2 separate regions of the Homo sapiens genome follow, and region 1 is linked to region 2. Evidence: chromatin loops called from intact Hi-C (ENCODE). Cell type or tissue: PC-3. All regions are shown on one strand.

Evidence for each region. Hi-C counts contacts between places; a loop is a spot of excess contacts. Peaks named below come from ENCODE experiments on the same cell type or tissue, not always from the same donor. Only the 100,000 strongest peaks of a DNase experiment are listed, where the experiment ranks them.
Region 1: a loop joins it to region 2, with 3 times the contacts of the local background. A loop is called at or near these places in 8 of 110 quality-filtered maps.

The regions. Positions count from the first base shown.
Region 1 is chr3:161,219,552-161,223,551 of GRCh38, forward strand. It overlaps NMD3 (NMD3 ribosome export adaptor), which reads left to right and starts at 1,760. Exons shown (of 16, transcript NM_015938.5): 1 at 1,760-1,858; 2 at 2,443-2,506. The coding sequence starts at 2,463. It also overlaps the pseudogene SRP14P5. RefSeq lists enhancers at 1,333-1,442, 1,502-2,003 and a silencer at 1,923-2,122. In PC-3, no CTCF peak of the experiment used is centred here; a DNase peak (open chromatin) is centred at 1,710; H3K4me3 peaks cover 2,948 bases; H3K27ac peaks cover 1,498 bases.
Region 2 is chr3:161,422,298-161,426,297 of GRCh38, forward strand. No RefSeq gene overlaps it. Among named protein-coding and RNA genes, the nearest start is that of LINC02067, 2.1 kb to the right of the region's middle. In PC-3, a CTCF peak has its summit at 1,824 (motif pointing left); a DNase peak (open chromatin) is centred at 1,814; H3K27ac peaks cover 1,686 bases.

The DNA of each region.
Region 1 (4,000 bases), 200 kb before region 2:
AAACGGGGAGAAAAACACTGTCTCTTCAGAGTTGTGGTGGGTATTAAATGGATAATTAATTTACCAATATATATTGAGGGTCTGTTTTGTGTCAGCTGCTGTGCTAGGTGCACCAAGAAGAACAAGACCCGAATTGCTCTCCAGGGTTTTGAAACTGCTGGGCATGCAGAGTAGAAAATTTATGATCCAATTCAAAGCACTATTATAGAGGCATATACCTCGTATAAAGGTGTTATCATAGAACCATATATACAGAAGGAGCATGTAACTCCTCTGGCCCTTAGGGACCGAAGGAGTCAGAAAAGAGAGGATGTATGGTGGACAGGATAATGGCTCTGCAAAGATGTCCTATTCCCTGAAATCTGTGAATATATTACCTAACATGGCAAACGAACTTTACAGATGTGATTAAATTTCTTGAGATGGAGAGATTATTCTGGATTATTTGGTTGGGCCCAGTGAAATCACAAGTGTCCTTGTAAGAGGGGTGCGGGGGGGTGGGGGTGAGAAAAGGAGACTCTGACTGCAAAATGATGTGGGACCACAAGCCAAGGAATGTGGGCAGCGTGTAGAAGTTGGAAAGGGCCAGGGAATGGATTTTCTCCTGGAGCCTCCAGAGTCAGCCCTCACCATCTATTTAGACCTGTAGCTTCCAGAACTGGAAGAGAACAAATTTGTGTTTTCTAAGCCAACTAAATCAGTGATAATTTGTTAGAGCAGCACTAGGAAACTAATTCAGGCTTAATCTTTAGTGCCGAGTCCCGGGTAGAAGCAAAGGAAGACTATTTTCTGTGAGGACCTGCCAGTTGGTCTTCATGGCTTGCGAGTACGTGTGCTTGGGAGTAGGACAGGATATGTGGAGATCAGATCCTGAAAGGTCTTCTTTCCACACAAAGAAACTGGAAATAATGCTGAAGGTAATCAGAGGCCACTGAAGGATTAAAAGCAGGGGAGTGTGACAAAATCAGAACTGCATTTCAGAAGGATGAATTGAAGTCTACAAGTAGAGACAACAGACGAGAGGCTACTTAAGTATTCTGGGCAAGAAATGATGAGAGGCTGTCTCTGATCACCCTCTACAAAACGCCTTTGCTTATTCCTTGAAATTTGGGATGAGAGGATTTAGAAAAAAAAATGGTTGTACTCTTCAAATATTTGAAAGGCTGTCATGAGACAGATTAGACACGGTCTGTGCTGCTCCAAGTTTGAGGGATAAATCAGTCATAAGAAGATATTAAATGCACTATCCGGAAGCACATAATTAATAATTTGTCTAAAAATCGCATAGACTTCTTCACAGATAATTATGCTTTACATTTCATTCTTTCAACAAATAATCATTTGAGCAGTTAGCATGTGGCAGGCATCAGGCCTGTATATGACGGTGAACCAAACAGACAAAAGGCACTGCCCTGGATGGAGTTTCTTTGCATAAGGTACCGTTTACAGATAACTTTTATATAAAATAATCATTTAATCAAGAAGCAAGCTCACAGTCGGGATAGCTGAAAAGAGACTAATATACGGGCGAGGTTGGTTTGGAGTAAACCCTGGCCTGGGAAAATCGAGACGATAACTGAAAAGCAGTCACTGACGGCAAATGAGCCCCTGGGACTTCTCTCCGCGAGCTTTCCCAGCCACCAGGCCGCTCCCATCACCCTTCCGCCCGTCGGTGCCGCCCCTTTCCTCGTCCCCACCCCGTCCCTTTTAATACGTCACTCGGGCCGCGGGATTTCGAGCATTTCGCTCGCGAGATCTTCTCTGTGGCGGAGACAGCCAGGTTGGCAGCTGACGGGACAGCCGGGGTCTATTTTGTTGCGGGTTTTCAGCAAATCCAGGGCTGGTCTGGAGGCGCGAAGTAGGTTCCGGAGTCCGAGACCTGGGCTGTCGGCCGCGGGCCCCTGAGTAGCGGATGGGGCGGGCTCCCCGGCCTCGGGGCCGTGCTCAGTCTGCGTGAGCGCCGCGTGCCCGGAACCCGTGTGCGGTCGCGCCCCGGGGTTGGGGGTCGGCGTGGGTGGCCCTCGGGCGCCGGGACGCCGTCCGGAGACTCCTGTGGCGTGGGTCTGAGGCGCGGTGGTCCGGTGCGGTCCCTGGGCTGGTGGAGAGCGGGAGGGCCCGGGCGTCCACAATCCCGAGCTGACCTCGCCCTTGGTCGTCCAGGGTTGGAGCCCAGGTGAGATGGAGGTCAGCGGCAGAGCTGGGTGGCCCGAGGGTCTTGCAGCTGGGAAGCTCAGGAAATCCCATGGTCCTCATCTTAAAGTTCTTTTTAACGAACTTACCCAGTGGAGTTGGGTTTCCTTCTTTCCTGCTTTTTCGAAGTTCTGTGAATATATTAATTATTCAGAGAGACTGGAGGAAGACGTAAAAAGAGGAGACTAGGTAAAGTGATTTAAATCCCAACATTCTCTTTTTTTTTTTTTTTTTTTTTTTTTTTTTTAAAAGAACTTAAGGCATACAGAACGATGGAGTATATGGCAGAATCCACCGACCGCAGCCCTGGACACATGTGAGTGCGACACTTCTTCCTTCCCCCTTAAATGTGAAAATCTTCAGTGAGCCCGGGAAACTCACTATGGAGAACGCTTGAGGGTGGGTGGGAAAGAGCGTATATTGTCATAAATGGGAAAAAATAGAAGTCTTATTTCTGTAGAAAATCGAATTAGTTTCTGGTTATAAAGCTTGTTCTAGTAAATATAAGCTCTAAGAGGGTTAAAATATTTACCATACATCCTTTTAGATCGGCACTGTCCAATATGTAGCCATTAGCTACGTGTGGCTATTTAAATTTACTTTTTACTTACTTTTTTTTTTTGAGACGGAATCTCGCTCTGTTGCCCAGGCTGGAGTGCAGTAGTGTGATCTCGGCTCACTGCAACCTCCACCTCCCGGGTTCAAGCAATTCCCTGCCTCAGCCTCCCGAGTAGCTCGGATGACTTCCTGATTTTTATTGGAGATTATAATGTAGTAATTTTTAAATTTTGAACATCTTAAATCTTAGTTATCAATTTTTAATTTCTTGCATTTAAGTTCAAATTAACTTTTTTTTTTTTGCTGTTAAATAGGTTTAATGATACAGTGCTCTTCAAAGAGATTACTACAGAGACTTTTAAACGATAATCCTGGAATCGTTCAGCACAGACCAATTAGCTAAATCTAAAATAAATTGGCTTCTTACCACAACTACCCTGTAAACATTGTAGTCCTTCTGTCTAGAATGACCCTAATCTCACAGGAAAACAGTAACTATGGAGAAACTAGCTTTGTGGCCAAAAGTAAAAACCAAAGGAAAAATAGGAATTCAGTGGTTAGTGAAAGCAGGAAATTTGGCCCCCTTCCCTGTGATGCTTTACTCTTCCCTTGTCCATCAGTTAGCTCAGTGGGTTTGAATAAGCCATCTGAAAATGTCTTTGGAGCTCAGCATAGTGCTGATCTTCCTTGTTCTATCAGTAGCTTTTAACAGACACTTGTCTAAGGGCTCAAAGCCCTTCACAGAACCCTTTCTTGGAATGGGTTGTTTGACCATTATACTTCCCTCCGGACAACCAGCACTTCTGGAAGAGCCTGGTTAGCTCTGTCAGGAACTGCTTTCTTTCCAGGTGGTACCGCTGGCTCCACTCTGTCAACATAAACCCCAAGCAGTTTAAGTTGGAAGTTTCCTAAATTAATTTAAATGGAATAAAATTAAATACTTGGTTGCTCGTTTGTACTAGCCATGTTGCCACATGTGGCTAGTGGCTACCATTGGACATGGAAGATTATTGAACTTTTATTTTGGACAATGTTGTTCTACATTAGGGGTTCTCAGACTTTTTCTGCCCCCAGTACATCTCGAATTATGATAGTTCCGTCATTTATACTGAGTCTCTAGATGTTGATAGACTTCCTATACTGTTAAAAAAAAAATTCTGCTATGGGTAAATGTTTATATTTCAGCAGTCCTTATGCTTTTTTTTTTTAATTGCCTTTGGAGTATATTGGCGTCTGATTCTGTTAGAAATGA
Region 2 (4,000 bases):
CTCCAGCTGTTGCATCATTTCTAGGCTTCCCTTCTGTCAAAATTCCTTGAAAACACTATTATACTTGCTGTGTCCAGTATCACTCTTCATCTCTGTAATCTTGTCTGATCAGGCTTCTGGCCTCCCGCTCCATGAAATCACTCTTTATAAGGTTACCATGAGCTCCACACTGCTTAGGTCAAGGGTCAGTCCTTGTCCTCAGCTGTTGATGATAGATCACTTTCTGCTCTTCAGAGCAGCTGGCTTCTGGATACTTTATTCCTGAGTCTTCTCCTACTTCACTCAACACTCTTTCTTGGCTTTCATTGCTGGTGTCTCTTTCCCTTGACTTCTAAACATTGAATGTTCCAGGGTTGAGCTGTCATTCTATCTCTACATGGATTCTGATGTCTTCCAAATTTTGTATTTCCAACCCAGACCTCTTCTCTGAATGCCAGTCTCCCATAGGCAACTACCTATTCTTTAGGTCATCAGCACCACCCATGTCATCTGCCCCCAAACTCTTTTCTCTGTCACCATCACCTTGGTCCAAATCACCATAGTTTCTCATCTAGTTAATTTCAGTAGCTTACTAACTGGTCTCTCTGTCTCTACCTTTGTCCCTGTAAAGTCTGTTGTGGAAAGAGCAATCAGAATGATTCTTCTTTTTTTTTTTTTTTTTTTTTTTTTGAGATGGAGTCTCTTGCTCTGTCGCCCAGGCTGGAGTGCAGTGGCGCGATCTCGGCTCACTGCAAGCTCTGCCTCGCGGGTTCACGCCATTCTCCTGCCTCAGCCTCCCGCAGAGTGATTCTTCTTATGCATCCAGAAAATGTCCTGCCTATGCTTAAAATGCCAACTTTTCTCCATCTCATTCAGAGTGAAAGTCCAAGCCTGAGGCTGCCAAGGCCTTCCACCCTCCGGCCTCTTGTTCCTCCCCACTCCCCAACCCCTGGCTCACTTGTCTCAGTCACACTGGTTTCCTTGCTGTTTCTCACCAGTCAGCTCTTGCAGCTGACATCCCCTCCCTGCTTGGATTTGTCTTTCTTCAGATTGAAGTGACTCTCATCTCCCTAAGCTGTCTGCTTAGATGTCATCCACATGTGAAGCCTCCTTGGCCACTCCACTTAAAATGGTCTCCGCATGTATCTCAGTGTGCTATATCCCTTTTCCGGGCTTTATTCCCTCCTAACACTCCCAAGCCTGCCACACTCCAATGTGTATATAGGATGCGTGGATTTGTCTCTCCTTCATGTCCCAATCCTGTAACAAGTAAACTTCCTGAGGTCAAGGATTTTTGTTTTCTTCACAACAATATCCTTAGCACTCAGAAGGATACCCTGCATATCTTTATTGAATGGGAAGAAGAAATTAGGTTTTATCTTGTTATGTGGTAAGCCAAAGGCGCAAAATAATTAGAGTCAGGAATTAATCTGGTTGTCTTTAAAGAATGGCTTTTCAGGAGTCAATTGCTTTTCCTGTTTATGCTAATGGTTTATGAAGATTCTATTATAAATCATACTGCGAACATCATTCTAGAAATAATGATAATTTAAGTAAATGGATATAATAAAGAATGCTAATAGAGGCATAGTTTTCATTTGAAGTAATGATTATAATTATTGAAATTCCATTTGTACATTTTCATGTGTTGAAACAAATTAAATAGAAAATTTATAACAACGTAACTTTTATATAATAATGTGTTACATGCATAATGAAGTATTTAACTTTATCATCATTGCAAGTATTTTTCAGGAAGATTCTTCTAGTAAAAGTAAATTGAAATCTTGAGAGCTGTAGAAGCCAGAGAAATAATAGATGGGCTAATATTGCCCTCTGGTGGAAATATTGAGACATGACAGATTGGATCATTTATTAAAGACCATGCCTTTAGCCCAGAGAAAGCCCAGGAATTGAAAGTTTCCACTCTATTATGTGATCTTACAGTGTTGTGTTAAATTTTTTAATTTAATATTTAAAACCTGAATTATATTAGATAGAAGGCTTGAATAAGCAATGTACAAAAAATACATGATCAATCAACTTCTGGAAAAAGTGTTCAAATTTCATTAGCAATACAAAAATACAAAGTAAGAAAAGACTGATGTACTGTTTCATCTCTCAAATCAGCAGAAAGTTTGAAAACAAAGGGATAGTGTGAGCAAAAGGGCGTTCATATGGTTTGTAGGGACATAAAATGCTACTGCGTTCTCAATCTGGGGTTGTTTTGGTCGGAAGGCTCCGAAGATGCATAAAAATTTGAACATATTTGCCCTTTCCTGAGAAGAGATGCAAAATCCATCAGATTCTCAAAGGGATTCATTCTCTCAAATGTTAAGAACAAATGTTTAAATTATTTGGGAGAATAATTTGGCAAAATGTGCAAGAAAGTTATGCGTATGTGTATTCCAATATTGTTTTGAATGCTTAATCACTATAAACCACCTAAATATTCAACAGTGGGACATTTGAAATAAATCACACTCCAGTTCTATGATAGAGTCAATGTAGTTATTAACAATCGTGCTGTAGAATTAATGATGCCGAAATGTTCTTTATACATGATGAGGTAGAAAAAGCAGTTTGCCATTTAGTACATGTGATATGATCCTGAGTTTATTGAAACATAAACATATGACGTGCATGAGAAAATATTTGGGAGTATCCATGAAAAATCCCAATGCCAGTTTGGGTAACTAAATGCAATGTGCTTGTCTTTATTTTTAGATAAATTTACAATGAATATATTACTTTTGTAATAAAAAGCATGATAAATATAATATAAAAAGGAATGATTAATTTTCTATCTATTAGAAGATTTGACACAGGAGATTGTTAACTTTTAATTAATCAACTGAACTGAATAGGTACAATTTGAAAAAGCATTTTAGAGGACTGGAACAATAATTACGTAATACTCCACATTGTTACTCTCTGCAGAAAGACCTTCTTAATATTTAAAAGCAGTTTAAAAAATCTGTAAATTTCCAAGCAAATAGAAAAATCTGTGCTATTCTGGACTTTTACAAGACACTAGAGCCTTTGTGAGTCTTTTCTAGAGCAAGACAGAGTGAAATAAAATAGAATAAATTAAAATGAAATAATTTAAAAAATTAGAGCATTAGCAAAGGTAACTAGGCCACTTTAAATATACAAATAAACTCTTACAATTTTTTTTGTTATTTTTAGAAAAAAGTTTACACTTCCTTCACCTTTTAGGAGTGAAAGGAGCAAAGGAAGTAAGAAAGGCTTGGGCCGGATGTGGTGGCTCATGCCTGTAATCTCAGCACTTTGGGATGCCGAGTCGGTGGATCACCTGAGGTCAGGAGTTCGAGACCAGCCTGGCCAACATGGTGAAACCCTCGTCACTACTAAAAATACAAAAAATTAGCTGGGCATGGTGGTGGACACCTGTAATCCCAGCTACTAGGGAGGCTGAGGCAGGAGAATTGCTTGAACTCTGGAGGCAGAGGCTGCAGTGAGCCCAGATCATGCCACTGCACTCCAGCCTGGGCAACAACAGGAAAACTCCATCTCAAAAAGAAAAAAAAAAAGAAAAAAAGAAGAAGAGGAGGTGAGGGGAGGGAAGGGGAGAGGAGGAGAGGGGAGGGGAGGGGAGGGGAGGGGAAGGGAAGGGAGGGAAGCTTGGTAGAGGAGCAATGATTCCTGAACTGGCTTTTTTTTTTTTTCTTTTTAAACTACAGGTGACCAAACAGAACTTCTCCAGTACAAGTCTGTCTGTCATTCCATTTGACATTGTATTGTAGGCATAAGCCCTGCCTTCCAGTTCCTTGGCAGTGGTGAAGCAGTATGGAGCTGGGGCAGGGAGGTGGCACATTATAGGACTGTGAGAACACTGCTCCTTTATACATAAAATTCCTACACAATGGATCACTTGAGGTCAAGAGTTTGAGACCAGCCTGGCCAACATGGTGAGACCCTGTCTCTACTAAAAATACAAAAATTAGCCCAGCTTGGTGGCAGGCGCCTGTAATCCCATCTATTTGGGAGGCGAGGAATG